Linked DNA regions of Homo sapiens: region 1 is linked to region 2. A link is an interaction called in ENCODE POLR2A ChIA-PET data of the cell type or tissue named here. Cell type or tissue: CD4-positive, alpha-beta T cell. All regions are shown on one strand. Each heading gives the region's core, and the rest is flanking DNA. Links, peaks and the distances in the headings are about the cores only. Region 1 overlaps GTF2I (general transcription factor IIi). Region 2 overlaps BAZ1B (bromodomain adjacent to zinc finger domain 1B).

Region 1 (10,582 bases), core at 1,222-9,221, 1.2 Mb after region 2:
TTGCCGTTTCCTGCCTGTGCGACCTTGGGCATTTCACTTCATCTTTGTATGTTTCCCTATTTTTTGTTTTTTTTTTTTGAGACAGAGTTTTGCTCTTGTTGCCCAGGCTGGAGTGTAGTGGCGCGCCTGGCTCACCGCAATCTCCGCCTACTGGGTTCAAGCGATTTTCCTGCCTCAGCCTCCTGAGTAGCTGGGATTACAGGTATGTGCCACCACCACGCCTGGCTAATTTTGTATTTTTAGTAGAGACGGGGTTTCTCCATTTTGGTCAGGCTGGTCTCGAACTCCTGACCTCAGGTGATCCACCCGCCTCGGCCTCCCAAAGTGCTGGGATTACAGGTGTGAGCCAACAGTGCCCGGCCTATTTTTTATTTTTATTTTTATTTTTTGAGACAGTGTCTTGCTCTGTTACCCAGGCTGGAATGCAGTGGCATGATCTCAGCTCACTACAACCCCTGCCTCTCGGGTTCGAGTGATTCTTGTGCCTCAGCCTCCCGAGTAGCTGGAATTATAGGCATGCGCCACCACACCTGGCTAATTTTTGTATTTTTAGCAGAGACAGGGTTTCACCATGTTGGCCAGGCTGGTCTCCAACTCTTGACCTCAGATGGTCCGCCCACCTCAGCCTCTCAAAGGCTGGGATTACAGGCCTGAGCCACCACGCCTGGCCCCTATTTTTAAAAATGGAGTTGATAATAGAACATGTTTCGCTTCTAAGAGCTGTTGCAAGGATAGAGTTTAAGTGCTTAGGTTGCTGTCTGGCATGTAGTAGACACTCAAGAAATATTAGTCATAAAAGTACTATTATAAAGACTTTTGGGAAATTGAGGAAGCGAAAATTTTACTAGTAATATCGACTATGACGTTAATCTCCAAGAACTCTGGAGAATATGAATTGCAAGGGCAAGGACTTATTCCTCTGTGGGATTTTCCCCTGTGACTGTTACATTGTTTTTATGTTTTGTTTTGTTGAGATGGAGTCTCCCTCTGTCACCCAGGCTGGAGTGCAGTGGCGGGATCCCAGCTCATTGCAACCTTCACCTCTGCCTCCCGGGTTCAAGTGATTCTCCTGTCTTAGCTTCCCAAGTAGCTGGGACTACAGGCGTGCGCCACCATGCCCAGCTAATTTTTGTATTTTTTAGTAGAGAAGGGGTTTTACTATATGTTGGCCAGGCTGGTCTGGAACCCCTGACCTCAGGTGATCTGCCCATCTCAGCCTCCCAAAGTGCTGGGATTACAGACGTGATCCACCGCGCCTGGCCAGAGCTTGACAGTTGGATTGATGAAACCTGAGAATGTATGCTTTATATGTTGTTCATTTTAATTTGTTATATCTAGAAATTTAGCTCTTACTGTTGACTATAACACATACATGACGTGAGTAGAATTTTATCTAGATTGAGTTTTCAGACCGTAATTGGTTTCAAGAAAATAAATAAGGTATTGGAAGTGAACTAAAATTAGTAACTGGCTTTGGCATTAGACTTTAATGCACTTAAATTACATGATCTCATCTGTGAGATAATTTGACAGAGGAGGACGATGGCATGTATTATGTCCATATGAGGAAAGGGCAGAGAAATAGACCCTGCAAGATTCATTAGTGTTACTCCTTCCTCCTGTTCGTTTTCTTTCTTCGTTTTCCCCCCCGGTAAGCATTAAAAAAAATTTTTTTTGGCTGGGTGTGGTGGCTCACTCCTGTACTCCCAGCACTTTGGGAGGCCATGACTCACTTGAGGTCAGGAGTTTGAGACCAGCCTGGCCAACATGGTGAAACCCCGTCTCTACTAAAAATACAAAAAATTGGCCGGGCACGGTGGCTCACACCTGTAATCCCAGCACTTTGGGAGTCCAAGGCGGGTGGATCACGAGGTCAGGAGATCGAGACCATCATGGCTAACATGGTGAAACCCTGTCTCTACTAAAAATACAAAAAAAAAAAAAAAAAAATTAGCCAGGCGTGATGGCGGGTGCCTGTAGTCCCAGCTACTCAGGAGGCTGAGGCAGGAGAATGGTGTGAAACCGGCAGGCGGAGCTTGCAGTGAGCTGAGATCGCACCACTGCACTCCAGCCTGGGTGACAGTGTGACACTCTGTCTCAAAAAACAAAAACAAATTAGCTAGGCGTGGTGGTGCGCACCTGTAATCCCAGACACTCGGGAGGCTGAGGCAGGAGAATCACTTGAACCCTGGAGGCGGAGGTTGCAGTGAGCCAAGATCACGCCATTCCACTCCAGCCTGGGCCATAGAACAAGACTATGTCTCAAGGAAAACAAACAAACAAAAAAACACATCTCTACTGAAAATACAGAAGTTAGCTGGGAGTGGTGACAGGTGCCTGTAATGCCAGCTGCTTGAGTGGCTGAGGCATGAGAATCACTTGAACCCGGGAGGTGGAGGTTACAGTGTACCGAGATCTTGCCACTGCTCTCCAGCCTAGGCGACAGAGCAAGACACCATCTCAAAAAAAAGAAAATCCTGTAAGATGAATTTGTTCCTTTATGAAGAATAAATTTGTGTCTGCCATTTACACCGTGAATGCCTTTCTTTGGAGTGGTTCCTTGTAGTGTTTTTTGTTGTTGTCGTTGTTGTTAAATTGTGGTAACATATACTTAACACAAAAATTACCATTTTAACCTTTTTTTGTGGGGGGAGGGACGGGATGTCACTCTGTTGCCCAGGCTGGAGTGCAGTGGTATGCTTTTGGCTCACTGTAACCTTCGTGTCCTAGGGTCAAGACATCCTCCCACCTCAGTCTCCCGAGTAGCTGGGACTACAGGTGCATGCCACCACGTCTGGCTTGATTTTTTTATTTTTTGTGGAGATGGGGGTCTCACTATGTTGCCCAGGCTGGTCTCCAACTCCTGAGCTCAAACAATCTGCCTGCATCTGCCTCCCAAAGTGCTGGGATTAGAGACATGAGCTACCACACCCAGCCTGATTTTACCAAAAGAAACTTTTTTTTTTTTTTTTGAGACAGAGTCTTGCTTTGTTGTCAGGCTGGAGTTCAGGGGCATGATCTCGGCTCATGGCAACCTCCATCTCCCGGGTTCAAGTGATTCTTCTGCCTCAGCCTCTCAAGTAGCTGGGACTACAGGTGCGCACCACCACGCCCAGCTAATTTTTGTATTTTTAGTAGAGATGGGGTTTCACCATGTTAGCCAGGATGGTCTCAGTCTCCTGACCTCATGATCCACTTGCCTCGGCCTCCCAAAGTGCTGGGATTACAGGCGTGAGCCACCGCGCCCAGTCTTAACCATTTTTAAGTGTATGTATAGTTCAGTGGTGCAGAACTTTTTTTTTTTTTTTTTTTTTTTGAGACAGGGTCTTGCTCTGTTGCCCAGGCTGGAATGTAGGATATTATCAAGTTCATCTGTGTGTTAGAATCTCCTTCTTATTTAATCCTTCTTGTGGTTTTTGGAGTCTTTGTTTTGTAGCATGGCAAAGCCCATTGTGTGTGTGTGTGTGTGTGTGTGTATGTAAGAAGTATATATAATTATATTATGGTGTACTTGGAGAAGTGGAGCATGATGAAGAGTTTGATCCATAATATAACTGGTTATATAGAACCCTGTTTAGCAGACAGAGCCTAGGAAGTTTTCTGATTGTATAGGTTCTATGCTTTTGAGAATTCCTGCTTGTGTTTTGATCTCATTTCCATACACAGTCCTTAAAGATCATATTTATTTATTTATTTATTTATTTATTTATCGAGATGGAGTCTCACTCTGTCACCCAGGCTGGAGTGCAGTGGCATGATCTTGGCTCACTGCAACCTCCACTTCCTGGGTTCAAGCAATTCTCCTGCCTCAGCCACCTGAGTAGCTGGGATTACAGGAGCCGGCCACCACGCCTGGCTAATTTTTGTATTTTTAGAAAAGATGGGGTTTCACCATGTTGGCCAGGCTGGTCTTGAACTCCTGACCTCGTGATCCACCTGCCTTGGCCTCCCAGAGTGCTGAAATTACATATGTGAGCCACCGTGCCTGGCTAAGAAGGGATCGTTTAAATTTTTAAAAATACATTAATTTATTTTTATAGAGACAGGATCTCGCTGTGTTGCCCAGGCTGGTCTCAAACTCCTGGGCTCAAGTGATCCTCCCACCTCAGTCTCCCAAAGTGCTGGGATTCAGGTGTAAGCCACCACGCCCGGCCCAAAAGAAGGGATCTTTTATCATGTCGGGAACAGTAACTATTCATTTATTCAACATACTGATGGGCTCATCCTATGAGGCCTCAGAACACAGCATGTTTCTTGGAAAATACTGGCATGGGCAAATGACATTGTTGAGAGCTTCAGGATAAAGAATCTTTTAGTTTAGTTTGTATATCCAGACTAGTTTAGTTTTTTTTTTTTTTTTTTTTTTTTGAGACAGTCTCGCTCTGTCTCCCAGGCTGGAGTGCAATGGCACAATCTCAGCTCAGTACAACCTCCACTTCCTGGGTTCAAGCGATTCTGGTGCCTCAGCCTCCTGAGTAGCTGGGATTACAGGCGTGCACCACAATGTCTGGCTAATCTTTGTGTTTTTTGGTAGAGAACGAGGTTTCATCATGTTGGCCAGGCTGGTCTCAAACTCCTGACCTGAAGTGATCCGCCCGCCTAGGCCTCCCAAACTGTTGGGATTACAGGCGTGAACCATCGCTCCCAGCTGGAAGGTGACTTTTTTTTTTTTTGAGACAGTGTCTCCCTCTGTTGCCCAGGCTGGAGTGCAGTGGCACGATCTCGGCTCACTGAAACCTCCGCCTCCTGTTCAAGCTCTTCTCGTGCCTCAGCTTCCTGAGTAGCTGGGACTACAGGTGCACGCCACCATGCCCAGCAATTTTTGTATTATTAGTAGAGACGGGGTTTCACCATATTGGCCAGGCTGGTCTCAAATTCCTGACTTTGTGATCCACTCACTTCGACCTCCCAAAGTGCGGGGATTACAGGTGTGAGCCACCGTGTCCGGCCAAGGTGACTTTTTAAAGTTAAATTTTAAAACGATCTTTGAGGAGTAAATTTGACATAAGCAGGTGTTCATGCACAAATGCCTTAAAAGGTACACATACTTCATTTCAAAGCAGTTATTTATTTTGACACTTGTCTCATTAATTTTCCTGCTCTCTCAGAAAATAGGTTATTTTATTTAGCCGTGATAATTAATGCAGTTTGTTGGGAAATAAGCTATTTTCAATTTACCAGGCTTGGATTTGGTGAGTTTTTATGTAAATTAATAGATATATGTACATATATTTTTAAAATAACTATTTTAGTGAAGTTTAAATTATAAATGCTTGCTCATTCACTGAATGCTTTTGTGATGCACTTTATTAAGAATTGACATGCATTCTGATAACAACTTTGTAAGGTAAGTATGCAGACTGTTGTCATTTTCCAGACTAGTAAATTTGGGATTAAAGAATCCCAGGGTCACCTGTAAGATTTGAGACAGGACTTGAATTCAGAACTTTTGCCTGATTGCAAAGCTCACCTTCCTAATAGCTTTGCTCTGTTGCCTGCCTTCTGTGAACAGTGCTTTTAAAAAAGTAAAGATTGTCGGGTGTGGGTGGCTCACGCCTGTAATCCCAGCACTTTGGGAGGCCGAGGTGGGTGGATCATCTGAGGTCAGGAGTTTGAGACCATCCTGGCCAACATGGTAAAACCCCGTCTCTACTAAAAATACAAAAAATTAGCCAGGTGTGGTGGCATCTACCTGTAGTCCCAGGTACTCGAGGCAGGAGAATTGCTTGAACCTGGGAGACGGAGGTTGCAGTGAGCTGAGACTACGCCACTGCATTCTAGCCTGAACGACAGAGTCAGACTCTTTCTCAAAAAAAAACAAAAAAAAAACAAAAAAAAAAAACACCTCAAGAACAAAGTAAAGATGGACCTTTAGATAATAGCTACTTGATTTTCATTTTCTCTTCCAAATGGTTTTTCCAAAATCCAACTGAGTTTTAAATTTGGAGTCATGTCAAAGGGACACATTCTTTGTGTATTGGCAGAGTAAGCTGCTGCTGTTTAAAAATCTGGACTATCAATTTAAAAGTATAATTAATACATATGCAAAAATGGTGTCTTAAACTGTGGTGCAAGGAAAATAGGTCTTTCCGAATAGCTGGTAAGATTTTTCCTTGTTTGTTTTTTAAGGATGTTGTTTTGGCTACTGTGAAACTCAGAACTCAGAGCTGAACTTGTGATCCACTGATTGGGCAGATCCTTTTTTTTTTTTTTTTTTTTTTTTTGAGACAGAGTCTCACTCTGTTGCCCAGGGTGGAGTGCAGTGGCGTGATCTCAGCTCACTGCAACCTCAGCCTCCTAGGTTCAAGTGATTCTCTTGCCTCAGCCTCCCGAGTAGCTGAGATTACAGGCGTGCACCACCACACCCGGCTAATTTTTGTATTTTTGGTAGAGACAGAATTTCACCATGATGTCCAGGCTGGTCTTGAACTCCTGACCTCAGGTGATTTGCCCACCCTGGCCTCCCAAAGTGCTGGGATTATAGGCATGAGCCACTGCACCTGGCTAGATCTTTTCTTTATTATTTTGTCATTCTTTCCTTCACCTGGCTTTTTAAAAAAGTTAAATTTAGCTATTAGCTGTCTGAAGTGTCTTGTTTTTTTTTTTTCTTTAATGGGGTCACCATACTATAAAGCTTTAAGTACGAATACAACACAGTTGTAAATCGTTTCAAATCTTAACCCTTCAAATTTATTTTATTTTTTCTTGAGGGATATTTGTTATTTATTGATGTAAGTGCCAGCTTTATTTCAGCAGATAGAAATTAACAATTTTGTATCTTAAAATGTCAGCATACGCCCCTAGAAAAATTTCACAGCCGGCTGGCCATGGTGTCTCACGCCTGTAATCTGAGTACTTTGAAAGGCCACGGTGGGAGGACTGCTTGAGCACGGGAGTTTGACACCAGCCTGGGCAACATAGTGAGACCCTGTCTCTACCAAAAAATCAAAAAAATTAGCCGGGTGTGGTGGTGCATTCCTGTAGTCTCAGCTACTAAGAAGGATGAGGTGGGAGGATTGCTTGAGCCCAGGAGGTTGAGGCTACAATGAGCCATGTCCCTGCCACTGCATTCCAGCCTGGGTGACAGAGCAAGACCCTGTCTCAAAAAAAAAAATTCAAACCCTTGATTTAAAAATCAATCCTGATCAAAGATTTGGCCTAGGGATTTCTTATTTTATTTGGAAGTACTTGCCATTCATATATATGTATGAGTTATATATATTCATATATATATGAGTTAAAAATTAAAGTCAAATGAACTAAAATGAGTTCTTTGGCTCTATTTCTTATCTGCTGAAGTGTATATGTTAATATACATTAATATAAATCGTGATAGTTTATATCCTGTTATTAAATATTTGTAAAACAGAACCTCTGGCCGGGCACGATGGCTCTCGCCAGTAATCCCAGCACTTCGGGAGGCTGAGGCGTGCAGATATTGCCTGGGCTCAGGAGTTTGAGACCAGCCTGGGCAACATGGTGAAACCCCGTCTCTACTAAAATTACAAAAATTAGCCAGGAGTGATGGTGCACCCCTGTAATCCCAGCTACTCGGGAGCTGAGGCAGCAGAATCACTTGGACCCGGAAAGCAGAGTTTCCAGTGAGCCAGGATCGTGCCACTGTACTCCGGCCTGGGCAACAGAGTGAGACTCTGTCTCAAGAAAAACAAACAAACAAACAAAAAAAAACACAGAGCCTGTGAATTGCTGACCTAATTTATTTTCCTTGGGAAAATACCTAGTAAGCCTATGGAGATAAACTCTTAGAATTGAAGTATTGTTCATTATAAGCAAGGCATACAGAAGTCCTGCCTATTCCAGGTCTAGTGTAGTCTCTGGAGAACTTATCTTTTCTAAGATACTATGTACAGTAAACAGGAAGCTCTCTGTTGGAGGATATGTCAGAGCTGGAGATTGGACTAGAATACTGAAGACAATATCGACAACAATGACATTTTTTGAGAGTTTATGAGTTTACTGTTTTGTTTTTTTTCTTTTGAGACAGAGTCTCATTCTGCTGCCCAGGCTGGAGTGCAGTGGCACGATCTCGGCTCACTGCAACCTCTGCCTCCTGGGTTCAAGCGATTCTCCTGCCTCAGCCTCCCTAGTAGCTGGGACTACAGGCGCGTGCCACCACGCCCGGCTAATTTTTTGTATTTTTAGTAAAGATGGGGTATCACCGTGTTAGCCAGGATGGTCTCCATTTCCTGACCTCATGATCTGCCCGCCTTGGCCTCCCAAAGTGCTGGGATTACAGGCCTGAGCCACTGCCCCGAGCTGAGTTTACTGTTTTAAGTGCTACCTGCATTAACATCTTTAATCCTCATAGCAATCCTGAGATGTGAGGTAGGCACTATTATGATCCCATTTTAAAGTTGAGAAAAATGAGGTTAACTAATCTGAAAAATATAGTAAGGGACAGTGTTAATATAAAACTAGGCAGCCAGACAACTCCTGCTCTTAACTGCTATGTGGTTTTTGGATTTGTTTGTTTGTTTGTTTTTGTTTTGTCTGAGATGGAGTTTCTCTCTTGTTGCCCAGGCTAGAGTGCAATGGTGTGATCTGACCTCAGCTCACTGCAACCTCTGCCCCTCAGGTTCAAGCAATTCTCCTGTCTCAGCCTCCCGAGTAGCTGGAATTACAGGCATGCGCAGCCATGCCTGGCTAATTTTGTATTTTTAGTAGAGACAAGGTTTCTCTGTTAGTCAGGCTGGTCTCGAACTCCTGACCTCAGGTGATTGCCTCACCTCGCCCTCCCAAAGTGTTGAGATTACAGGGATGAGCCACCACGCCCGGCCTCTTTTTTTTTTTTTTTTTTTTGAGACCAGTCTTGCTCTGTCGCCAATCTAAAGTGCAGTGGTGTGATCTCAGCTCACTGCAACCTCCACCTCCCAGGTTCAAGCGATTCTCCCGCCTCAGCCTCCCGAGTAGCTGGGATTACAGGCACCCACCACCACACCCAGCTAATTTTTGTAGTTTTAGTAGAGACAGGGTTTCACCGAGTTGGCCAGGATGGTCTAGATCTCTTGACCTCGTGATCTGCCCACCTCGGCCTCCCAAAGTGCTGGGATTACAAGCGTGAGCCACCGCGCCTGGCATAAAACTATTTTTAAAAGAAGAAAAATAGCTACAAAATTTAAAAAGCAGGTAAAATGTACAACTAATATAAACCAGCTAGTGATCTATGACTTTTTTTTTTTTTTTTTTTTAACAGGGTCTTGTTCTGTCTCCCAAGCTGGAGTGCAGTGGTGTGGTCATAGGTCACTGCAGCGTCGAACTCCTAGGCTCAAGTGATCCTCTTGCCTCAGGCTCCTGAGTAGCTGGGACAACAGGCGTGTACCACACCTGGATACTTTTTAAATTTTTGGTAGAGAAGGGATCTCACTCTATTGCCAAGCTGGTGTCGAACTCTTGGTCTTAAGCAGCCCTCCCACGTCAGCATCCCAAAGTGTTGGGATTTCAGAGGTGAGCCACGGCGCCCAGTCTGAGTCACTTTTAAACTTAGAAAATAGTTGCAAGAACAGCAAATAAACAAAACTTGCTCACATATCTTTCACGTAGAGACTTGCATTCAAGTTCTGCCCATCGTTTTGGTGATGGATGTCCTTTATTGCAAGACTGTAATCCAGGATCACATTTCCACCCAGTTTCCTTGCCTCTCTAATATACTTTTTTGAGATGGAGTTTCACTCTTGTTGCTCAGACTGGAGTGCAGTCGTGCAATCTCAGCTCACTGTAACCTCTGCCTCCCGGTTTCAAGCAATTCTCCTGCCTCAGCCTCCCGGGTAGCTGGGATTACAGGCATGAGCCACCACGCTCAACTAATTTTGCATTTTTTTTTTTTTTAGTGGAGACGGGGTTTCTCCATGTTGGTCAGGCTGGTCTTGAACTCCCAACCTCAGGTGATCCGCCCACCTCGGCCTCCCAAAGTGCTGGGATGATGGGCATGAGCCACTATGCCCAGCCCTCTAATATATATATATATTTTTTTGAGACGGAGTTTCACTCTTTCACCCAGGCTGGAGTGCAGTGGCACCATCTCAGCTCACTGCAACTTCTTCCTCCTGGTTCAAGCGATTCTCCTGCCTCAGTCTCCCAAGTAGCTGGGATTACAGGCACCTGCCACCACACCCAGCCAATTTTTGTATTTTTAGTAGAGATGGGGTTTTGCCATGTTGGCCAGGCTGGTGTCGAACTCCTGACCTCAGGTGATCCACCCACCTCGGCCTCCCAAAGTGCTGGGATTACAGGTGTGAGCCATCCATCCCGGCCTAATATACTTTATTTTAGAACAGTTTTTCAGTGTTTTGAGTTTCATTCATGCCCTTGACCTTTTTGAAGACTAGAGGCATTTTTATAGACTGTCTCTTAACTCAGGTTTGTCCAGTGCTTCCTCATGCTTATATTGAGGTTAAGCATTTTGAGCAGGAATATCCATGTTTTCCTTGCATTTTGTTGGGTGGGACGTGGTGTTTGTCTGTCTGGAGACTAGTGTTAACTTTGATGACTTGGTTACGATGGGATGTGCCATGTTCTCCTTTTTTTTAAAAGAATGAATATTTTTAAAAGAAGAAAAGTAGCT
Region 2 (10,582 bases), core at 1,105-9,104:
GGCAAAGAGCAATACTTCCATTACTTACAGCTCAGCAACTTCCTGTTCTTCCTCCCAGGCTTCCTTGTGTGTTAGCTGACTGCTTCCAGTACTCTTGCACGTCCAAATGCGCTCACTGTACCTTTCCAAGCGGGCTTCATACTCTCTGTTGGCAGTAGTTCAGGAAAACAATATGCAAGCAACAGAGACGACAAACCCATACCCATAAGATACTTATATACAGAAAAAAATCTAGTCTCCTTTTTAAAATGTGTAGCATGAGAGGATAAAAATGGAATTGGAGGCCGGGCGCAGTGGTTCACGCCTGTAATCCCAGCACTTTGGGAGGCCGAGGCGGGCGGATCACGAGGTCAGATCGAGACCAGCCTGGCTAACACGGTGAAACCCCGTGTCTACTAAAAATACAAAAAATTAGCTGTGAGTGGTTGTGGGCGCCTGTAGTCCCAGCTACTCAGGAGGCTGAGGCAGGAGAATGGCGTGAACCCGGGAGGCGGAGCTTGCAGTGAGCCAAGATCACGCCACTGCACTCAAGCCTGGGAGACAGTGCGGCTCCGTCTCAAAAACTAAAAAAAATAAAAAAAAATGAAAAAAATGGAATCAGGGCCCAAAGCAAGATGACTAAGACTGAAGTATAATGAGAATGGATTGTCATGGGCTGGGCACCTGCATGGGATTTACAGACTGGGATGATCACGTCTCTAATCTCAGCATTTTGAGAGGCCACGGCAGGACAATCACTTGAGACCAGGAGTTCGAGACCAGCCTGGGCAACATGATGAGACCTCATCTCTACAAAAAATAAAAATAAAAAATAATAAAAATGGTTTTTCGTGTTTTACAAAAAAAATTAATATTTTAGTACAAATGTGATTTCCTCAATTCACCAAAGTTTCATTACACAAGACTTACGCTGTACCAAAAACTCATAAGAAAAAGTAAAGGTACATTAAAACACAAGTCATAAAAAATAACAATGTAAGGTAAGCAAAATTTTCAGAAAACTCAGACAAGTTTAAGAGTCAGTCCACCACTGCCAGGCGTGGTGGCTCACGCCTGTAATCCCAGAACTTTGGGAGTCCGAGGCAGGCAGATCACCTGAAGTCAGATGTTCGAGACCAGCCTGAGCAACATGGAGATACCCCATCTCTACTAAAAATCAAAAAAAAAAAAAAAATTAGCCGGGCTTGGTGGCACATGCCTGTAATCCCAGCTACTCAGGAGGCTGAGGCAGGAGAATCACTTGAACCTGGGAGGCCGTTGCAGTGAGCCGAGATGGCACCACTGCACTACAGCCTGGGTGATAAGAGCGAAACTCCACCTCAAAAAAAAAAAAAAAAAAAAAAAAAAAAAGGAATCAGTCTACAGTAAAATGAGGTGACTAGGCCACAGTCTCACAGGCAGTTTGGAATAACCTTGAGCATACATTAATGATCCATTTACCCACAGCCCTCCAGTCCACCTTGGAAACATGTTACTTCTTAGGGTTTACAAGCTTGTCCAACCTTTGTCCAACCTGCGGCCCAGGACGGCTTTGAACACAGCCCAACACAAGTTCATAAAGTTTCTTAAAACATTATGAGTTTTTTGTGTGATTTTTTTTTTTTTTAGCTGATCAACTGTTTTTAGTGTTAGTGTATTTTATGTGTGGCCCGAGACAATTCTTCTTCCAATATGGCCAAAAGATTGGCTACCCTGGTTTAAAAAATAAATTTCATAAAATACTTAGAAGTATTCCGGAAAGTACTTTTGATATAATATTTATCCAGTCTCTATGATGTCTCCAATAATACTGAGATTCAGAAGATCATTTACTAGCCGTTTAGACAGTCTTCGTGAGGGAGACGAGGGAAAGAAAAACATCAAGTTGGTAGTGTAAATATGGCAACTTTCCACACAAAACCAACTGGAATTCACCATCAGCCAGCCACTTCCAAATTCAAACGGCAAGTAACTAATTTACTTTTAAGCACAGCAACAGATGCTATGTAAGAAAATCAACTGACATAAGTAGAAAGTTAGTGAACAATACCTGTATATTCCAAGTGACACATTTTATAGTGGTTGAAATAAAAGTATTTAAACAGTTTCCTCTACAATACTATCTAACAAATAAACAAATATTCTAATTTTTGTTTTTTGGAAACAAGGCTGGCCTGTATCTCCTGAGCTCAAGAGATCCTCCTACCTTAGCCTCCTGAATAGCTGGGATTACAGACTTACACTGCAGCATCTAGCTCATTTTTATCTATTTATGTATTTATTTTTGACACAGGGTCTCACTCTGTCACCCAGGCTGAAGTGCAGTGGTGGGATCATGGCTCACTGTAGCCTTGACCTCCTGGGGTCAAGCAATCCTGGGCCTCAGCCTCCTGAGTAGCTAGGACTACAGGTGCACACCACCATGCCCACCTACATTTTTTATCTTTGCAGAGTCAGGGTCTCACCACATTGCCCAGGTTGGTCTTGAACTCCTGGGCTCAAACAGTCCTCCTGCCTCAATCTCCCAAAGTTATGGGATTACAGGTGTGAGCCACCACGCCCAGCCGCATGTTTAATAAATATAGATGCTTGGTTTTCCAAGGTTATGATCAGCAAAAACGCAAACAAGAACAAACCCACAGGTAATCCAAAATAGTAACTTTATGCAATAGTATAAGCACCTTTGCTCATTGTGGATCTTTCCCCAGATCTGCTAAAACTGAGTAATAAATCCATTTTCCTTACAGGGGTGGTGCTAATATCTAAGTGATTAAACAAAATATATAGAATGTTTGAGTAAAAACCTGAGTCAGACTTCCATATACAGATATGTAAATCCAATCACCGAAAAATTTTCAAACTTATACCCAGAGAAGAGCAACGGAACGGCTTCCAGAGGACATTATCCCAAGACGGATTTGTCTTATTTTTGTCTACTGAACTAGGGGAGTGGAAGGGATGGGTAGTAAAATAAGGACAGAGGAGGAATCAGTAAGTGGACTTATTTAAGCTTTCAAAAAGCTTGATAACATTCTAACACATTATTTAGCCATATTTAAGAAGCTCCAACAGGCATGGTAGCTTACACATGCAATCCCAGCATTTGGGAGGACAAAGTGGGGGGATCTTGAGCCCAGGGGTTCAAAACCAGCCTGAACATAGCGACTTTACAAAAAACTATTAAAAGAAAAAAAAAAACTCACTGTGTCATCAGAGAGAATGTAAGAGAAATACATTAACAAATATGTCTTAAAGAGAGAACAGTAAGTTTTTATTATTACAGGTTGAGGATCCCTTATCCAAAATGCTTAGAACCGGGAGTATTTTGGATTTTGAATTTCTTTCAGATTTTGGAGTATTTGCATTATACTTACTAGTTCAGCATCCCAAATCCAAATATCCAAAATGCTCCAATGAGCTCTTCCTTTGACGATCATGTTGGGGCTCAAAAACTTTCAGATTTTGGAGCATTTCTGATTTATGGATTTGGGATGTTCAACCTAGAGTTGTTACTTTAAAAAGCAGGGGCCAGAAAAAAACAAAACAAAAAAAAGTAGGGGCCGGCCAGGCACAGTGGCTCATGCCTATAATCCTGGCATTTTGGGAGGCCAAGGCAGGTGGATCACCTGAGGTCAGGAGTTCGAGACCAGCGTGGCCAACATGGTGAAACCCCCGTCTCTACTAAAAATACAAAAAATTAGCCAGGCGTGGTGGCGTGCGGCTGTAATCCCAGCTACTCGGGAGGCTGATGCAGGAGAACTGCTTGAACCTTGGAGACGGAGGTCGCAGTGAGCTGAGATCATGCCATTGCACTGTAGCCTGGGCAACAAGAGTGAAACTCAGTCTCAAAAAAAAAAAAAAAAACTGCATAGTGGCAGTTTATGAGGCCCAGGCACGAACATCGCTCAAGCCCAGGAGTTCAAGAGCAGCCTGGGCAACATAGCAAAACCCCATCTCTATTAAAAAAAAATTAGTTGAATGTGGTGGCACAGGCCTGTAGTTCCAGCTACTCAGGGATCTGAGGTGGGAGGATCACTTGAGCCCAGGAGGTGGAGGTTGCAGTGAGCTGTGATGGAGAGCAACAGAGGGAGACTGTCTAAAAAAAGAAGATTAGCCCGGGCATGGTGGGTCACGCCTGTAATCCCAGCACTTTGGGAGGCTGAAGTGGGTGGATCACGAGGTTAGGAGTTCAAGACCAGCCTGGCCAAGATGGTGAAACCCTGTCTCTACTAAAAAACTAGCCACGCATGGTGGCGGGCGCCTGTAATCCCAGCTACTCGGGAGGCTGAGGCAGAGAACTGCTTGAATGAGGAAGGCGGAGGTTGCAGTGAGCCAAGATCACACCGCTGTACTCCACCCTGGATGACAGAGTGAGAATCTGTCTCAAAAAAAAACAAAAAACCTCCAAACTCACACAATCACGACGAACTCATCACACCTTCTCTGCCAAGAATATACAGTCCTCTATTATTCGTCTAAATTCTAATCATCCTTTAGATCTCAAAAATAACTTTTCCCAGAAAACATTCATTGAACCTTCAAATATGATAGATTGTATTAGTTTCTAACTATTCACCTCCTTTCCATAAGAGGATTTTTACATCTCCACCCACTGCCATGTGGCTTGTCTACAAGGTCCCTGAAGAGGAATGTACCTCCCCTCTTCATTAACATCAAGCTTGACCCCGTGACTGGTTTCGACCAATAGATGTGAGCAGATGTAATATATGTCACTTCCCGGAAGAGGCTTAAAGTCATGATGTCTTCTAGCTCTTTCTTTGTGCCACTAGCAAACTAGCAAGCAAGACATGTCACACACAGGGTCTGCCCCTCCAGCCTTGTTCCTTTTTTTTTTTTTTTTTTTTTTTTGAAGCAGGGTCTTGCTCTGTCACCCAAGCTGGAGTGCAATAGCACCATCTCGCTTCACTGCAACCTTTGCCTCCTGGACTCAAGTGATCCTCCCACCTCAGCCTCCCAAGTAATTGGGACCACAGGCAAACGCCAGCATGTCCAGCTAATTTTTCTATTTTTTTTGTAGAGACAGGGTTTCATTCACTGTTGTCCAGGCTGACCTCAAATTCCTGGGCTCAAGCAATTCACCTGCCTCAGCCTCCCAAAGTGCTGGCATGAACAACCATACCAGGTGTCAGCCTTGGTCTTAAAATGAGAAAAATGTGGAAGGGTGTGGTGGCTCACGCCTGTAATCCCAGCACTTTGGGAGGCAGAGGGGAACGGATCACTTGAGGCCAGGTGTTCGAGACTAGCCTGGCCAACACGGTGAAACCCCGTCTCTACTTAAAAAGTGCAAAAAAGGAGCCAGGTGTGGTGCACGTGCCTGTAGTCCCAGCTACTCGGGAGGCTGAGGCAGGAGAATCACTTGAACCCAGGAGGTGGAGGTTGCAGTGAGCCGAGATGGCACCACTGTACTCCAGCCTGGGCTACAGAGCGAGACTCCACTCAAAAGCAAAGAGAAAAATGTGGTTTTCTTTTTTATTATTTATTTATGTTTTTGGAGATGGTGGTCTCACTACATTGCCTTGTCTGGTCTCAAGCTTCTGGGTTTAAGGAATCCTCCAGCTTTGGCCTCCTGAGTAGCTGGGACTACAGGCGCACACCACCACATCCAGCTGTTTTCTTTTTTCCCACCATTTTTTTCTTTTTTTAATATGAGAGTACTACAAAATTTTAAATTACATATGGCTTACATTATACTTTTGTTGGACAGCACTGAAACCTGAAGTATACATCTCAGAAAATGTCCTCTGACAGTATTAACTTAAAATTAATTGCCTAGTCAAACTGATTATAAAATCTGGGGCCAGGCGCGGTGGCTCACGTCTGTAATCCCAGCACTGTGGGAGGCCGAGGGGGTGGATCACTGAGGTCAGGAATTCGAGACCAGCCTAGCCAACATGGTGAAACTACTAAAAATACAAAAAATAGCCAGGCATGGTGGCAGGCGCCTGTAATCCCAGCTACTTGGGAGGCTGAGGCAGGAGAATTGCTCGAAGTTGGGAGGCGGAGGTTGCAGTGAGCCAAGATTGCACCATTGCACTCCAGCCTGGGCGACAGACTGTGACTGTCTCAAAAAAAAAAAAAAAAAAAAAAAAAAACAACTGTAAAAGAATTTCCTACAACCCCTAACAACGGCTATTTTAAGTTTGTGTAACTGTTCTGGTAACTGTTCTGGTAATTATATTAAGAGAAAGCAAGGCTGGGCATGGTGGCTCACGCCTGTAATCCCAGCACTTTGGGAGGCTGAGGCCGGTGGATCAACTTGAGGTCAGGAGTTCGAGACCAGCCTGGCCAACGTGGTAAAACCCCATCTCTACTAAAAATACAAAAAATTAGCCAGGCGTGGTGGTGGGTGCCTGTAATCCCAGTTGCTTGGGAGTCTGAGGCAGGAGAATTGCTTGAACCCAGGAGGCGGAGGTTGTAGTGAACCAAGATCGCACCACTGCACTCCAGTCTGGGCGACACAGCAATAACCCAGCTCAAAAACAAAAAAAAAAGAGAGAAAGTAAGGCCACACACAGTGGCTCATACCTGTAATTCCAGCACTTTGGGAGGCTGAAGCGGGAGGATCACTTGAGGCTAGAAATCCAAGACCAGCCGGGGCAACTTTGCAAGACCTCGTCTCGTCTCTACAAAACATACAAAAATTAGGCGTGGTGGTGTGCACCTATGGTTATAGCTACTCAGCAGGCTGAGTGGGAAGAATCACTTGAGCCTGGGAAGTTGGAGGCTGCAGTAAGCCATGATCACACATCACTGCACTCCAGCCTGGGCAACAGAGTGAGACCCTGTCTCAATAAATAAATGAATAAGAAAAAAAGGGAAAGCAAGAAAAAAAATGAAAATGAAAAGGCAAAAAGGCCCATCAGAAGGATATTGAGTCAGCTGCCTCTAAATCCTATTTCAGATTTTAGGTTACCAAAATAAGTCACTCACTCTCAAATAACCTCTCAGAGCAAATGCCAATTGAGGTTTTTATGTTCCAGCAACTGCTGCACATATAATTGCAGACAAAATGTCAAAGCAATTCTCCAAAGGTTGTGTAAGCTATAAAAGATAAGATATTTTCGAATCCTAGACTATCTCATTATGTATCTACTTTGCCATCAGCTACCTCCTTATCACAATATGCTGCTGCTTTGTTCTCTTCAGTCTTGCAGGGATTGTTTCTTTCAATTAAGTACTTGATATCCTGAAAAGATGTGGCCCAGATAAGTATAGAGTCAAACAAGCATAACTGTAACTAACCTAAGTGCTCTAAGTCAGAAGATGGCAAAGAGTGAGCCAACTCAAGATTTGCTTTTTACTCGATATTCTCTCTTACTCGATTTTTTCTCTTAAAGACTCCAGACTGTCTTTAAGTTAAAAACAAGTCTAATATGGCATAACGTATTACTTTAAAGAATGTATAAAAATCAGGCTGGGCGCAGTGGCTCACGTCTGTAATCCCAGAACTATGGGAGGCCGAGGCGGGCGGATCATAAGGTCAGGAGATCAAGACAATCCTGGCTAACACAATGAAACCCCATCTCTACTAAAAATACCAAAAAAAAAAAAAAAAATTAGCCAGGCGTGGTGGCGGGCGCCTGTAGTCCCAGCTACTCAGGAGGCTGAGGCAGGAAAATGGCGTGAACCCGGGAGGCGGAGCTTGCAGTGAGCCTAGATCGCGCCACTGCACTCCAGCCTGGGCGACAGAGCGAGACTCCGTCTCAAAAAATAAATAAATAAATAAATAAAAATAAAAATAAAAATAAAAATCAACGTAAGAGCTCAGTATTCCAAATGTCCAGTAAAACTCTATCTTACAACTACAACTTAACTCCATCTATAGCTACTCAACTCTTAACACATGCTCTAAGGCAGACGCAGTAGTGCGTGCCTGTAGTCCCAGCTACTCTGGAGGCTGAGGCAGGAGGATCTCTTGAGTCCGGTTCAAGGCTTCCCTGTGCTACCACCTCGTCTGTGAACAGCTGCTGCACTCCAGCCTGGGCAACACAGCAAGATTCCATCTCTTAAAACAAAACAAAAACATGCTCTAGTCACACTTGTGTAGAGCCAGATTAACAGTATGAATAAGCCCCTCATTATCATACCCTCAATAAATTCTCACATAATGATGCTACAAAGGTCGTGAACTAGTTATTTCTAAGCTTTAGAAACTATGACAGTTGAAGTAACACAACAAAAATACTCATCTACAACACGCTGCTTGTAGCTCCAATTCCTGCCTAAAACCTATCTTGACTTAAATACAGTCAGTGTCACATCAAGAACTGATTCTGATAAAGTTAGTGTTTTCCAAGATCTAGTGTCCTGCCTGTGGGAATACCTTAGGAAGTAATGTACCATACAAAGCTACAGTACAATCAACATAATCACCAATATTTAACACCTAGTCATTAAATGTGTGCATTACTCACAACTTCCACTAAGTTTAATGAAGATTCACAATATACTCCAAGAACATACCAACATACAGCTTTAAGTCAGTAAAATATCACACAAAGTTCTGTGATACATGCAATCAAAAGGTAGGTATTAAAAGAAAATTAAAATATCAAGTCCCATTAAAAACATAATTGTAAATATAAGTTGAGAACTGGGAATACTACTTCAAAGGCAGCTGTTACCTAACCACATATTTGTTCTCCTCTATGAAACCACTAATAGCCTAATAAAGAAATATGCCAATCTGCCAACCATACAGTACAATTGTTTAAAAACCATCCTCAAAGTGCTTCCACTTGCAGAAATTCCCGAAAGAGCAATTTCCCCCCAATATATAATATGTTTTAAGACTTCTTTTGTTAAAACAGTTTTAAATGCTGTTATGGGAAATTAAAAAATGAAGAATGTTTATTAAATACATACCACTTAAAATGTTTCCGGTTTCAGTTTTAAATTGTTACCATCAAAACTCTTCATATATATATTTCAATTTCATTCATTCAATAATATGAAAAAGCCTGCGTTGCCAGTCCTAAATTAACTTCCTACAGCCATTTTTTACATAGCTCAGTACCTGAAATATACTTAGAAATTGTCTCTTCTCTATGGCATGTTTCTTATACTCTGCTAGAACCAGACCTGAGAAAGTATCATCTGAAAGTGTGTGAGCATCCATCAACGGCTCAAAACATTAATGACATTGGAAAAGTATATGTCGGATTCTCACAAGTTGCTACTCCACTGCCGATTCGAATGTATTAAAAAGTAGGGTACTGGCCAGGCGCGGTGGCTCACGCCTGTTAATCCCAGTACTTTGGGAGGCCGAGATGGGCGGATCACCTGAGGTCAGGAGTTTGAGACCAGCCTGGCCAACATGGTAAAACCCCATCTCTACTAAAAACACAAAAAGTTAGCCGGGCGTGGTGGCACGCGCCTGTAATCCTAGCTACTCAGGAGGCTGAGGCAGGAGAATCACTTGAACCCTGGAGGCGGAGATGGCAGTGAGCCCAGATCGTGCCACTGCACTGCCACCTGGGTTAACAAGAGGGAAACTCCGTCTCAAAAAAAAAAAAAAAAAAAAGTGGGGTACTTCGGTATAATGCAGTATTTGGTAGAGCTAGTGGAACTTCTCCAGAACATTCCAAGTCTTCACAGGACAAGAAAAAAACCAGATCACCACCCCTCCACTTTAAAGTGCCTTACCTTATACCATAATGACAAAAAAGTGAGGTAATATTTAAATTAATTGAAAGTGAAGGAGTAACATTCCACCTTCTTCTGTTGATTGACTTACAGGGATGAGGTAGGAAGAGCGGTGGATTCTACTCCTCTTTCATCATTTGACCTTCAACAAGTCAACCTCCACTCTCTGGGCCAACTCAGCAAACCAAGCCCGAGGACCCGACCACCTCCAAGATCCACTTCAGCTCCAAGATGCTACAGCTCTATTTCTCCAAGAGCCTTCCTCCAGCATGGACTGATTTTCCAGGCCCCTTTGTGTGTATACTCCCCACAAAGGGACACTCACAAATTGCACTCCAACAAGAATGAGATTATCCTCTAAAGTACTGCGTTAAAGTGAGGATCAGGGAGAAATGAAATAACTCTGAGAGACACTTCCTCCTATACAGAAGCAAGCAAGAAACTGAGAAATGAAGTCCTTCCGAACAGAAGGGGCTGAGAAAACTCATAACACATTAGCCTTCACTCTTAAAGCTTTCAGTCACCAAAGAAATGCTTGATTCCGAAATCGTTTTTGTTTTTTTTACAGATAAGCCTCAAAAACGATTCTTCTGGCACCCATTAAAAAAAAGCAAATAAAAGCTGCACAACTTTTCACTAAAAGATAATGCTTATGCAAGAAATCTTAGTCATGACGAGAGGATGCTTCCTTTGTAAAACATCCAATTTCATGTTCCTAAAATACAACATAAAAACTTCACGTCTTGGTTTTTTTGTTTGTTTAATTTTAACAAATACCAATCTCCTTCTAAACCTTCAAAATTTCAAACCTGTGTCTGCCCAGGGAAGGCAGGCATCAGCTCCTCCACAGGCAGTTTCCTTCCCTCCCTTTCCTCTAAGCGGGGAATCTCATTCCTAGTTTTCTGCCCCAGGGTCCTGTCAGTTCATCCCCGGCCTA

The links. ChIA-PET counts read pairs that join two places held together with the same protein. Peaks named below come from ENCODE experiments on the same cell type or tissue, not always from the same donor. Only the 100,000 strongest peaks of a DNase experiment are listed, where the experiment ranks them.
Region 1: POLR2A ChIA-PET joins it to region 2 with 7 read pairs; 2 of 35 experiments call an interaction of 5 or more read pairs at or near these places.

Annotation. Positions count from the first base shown.
Region 1 is chr7:74,664,881-74,675,462 of GRCh38, forward strand. The region is part of intron 1 of GTF2I (general transcription factor IIi); the gene reads left to right. Among named protein-coding and RNA genes, the nearest start is that of GTF2I, 12 kb to the left of the region's middle. RefSeq lists enhancers at 431-480, 2,128-2,177. In CD4-positive, alpha-beta T cell, for the core only: no CTCF peak of the experiment used is centred there; no DNase peak of the experiment used is centred there.
Region 2 is chr7:73,510,708-73,521,289 of GRCh38, forward strand. It overlaps BAZ1B (bromodomain adjacent to zinc finger domain 1B), which reads right to left. Exons shown (of 20, transcript NM_032408.4): 2 at 29-145. Among named protein-coding and RNA genes, the nearest start is that of BAZ1B, 6.3 kb to the right of the region's middle. RefSeq lists an enhancer at 5,116-5,615. In CD4-positive, alpha-beta T cell, for the core only: no CTCF peak of the experiment used is centred there; a DNase peak (open chromatin) is centred at 4,664; H3K4me3 peaks cover 180 bases; H3K27ac peaks cover 96 bases.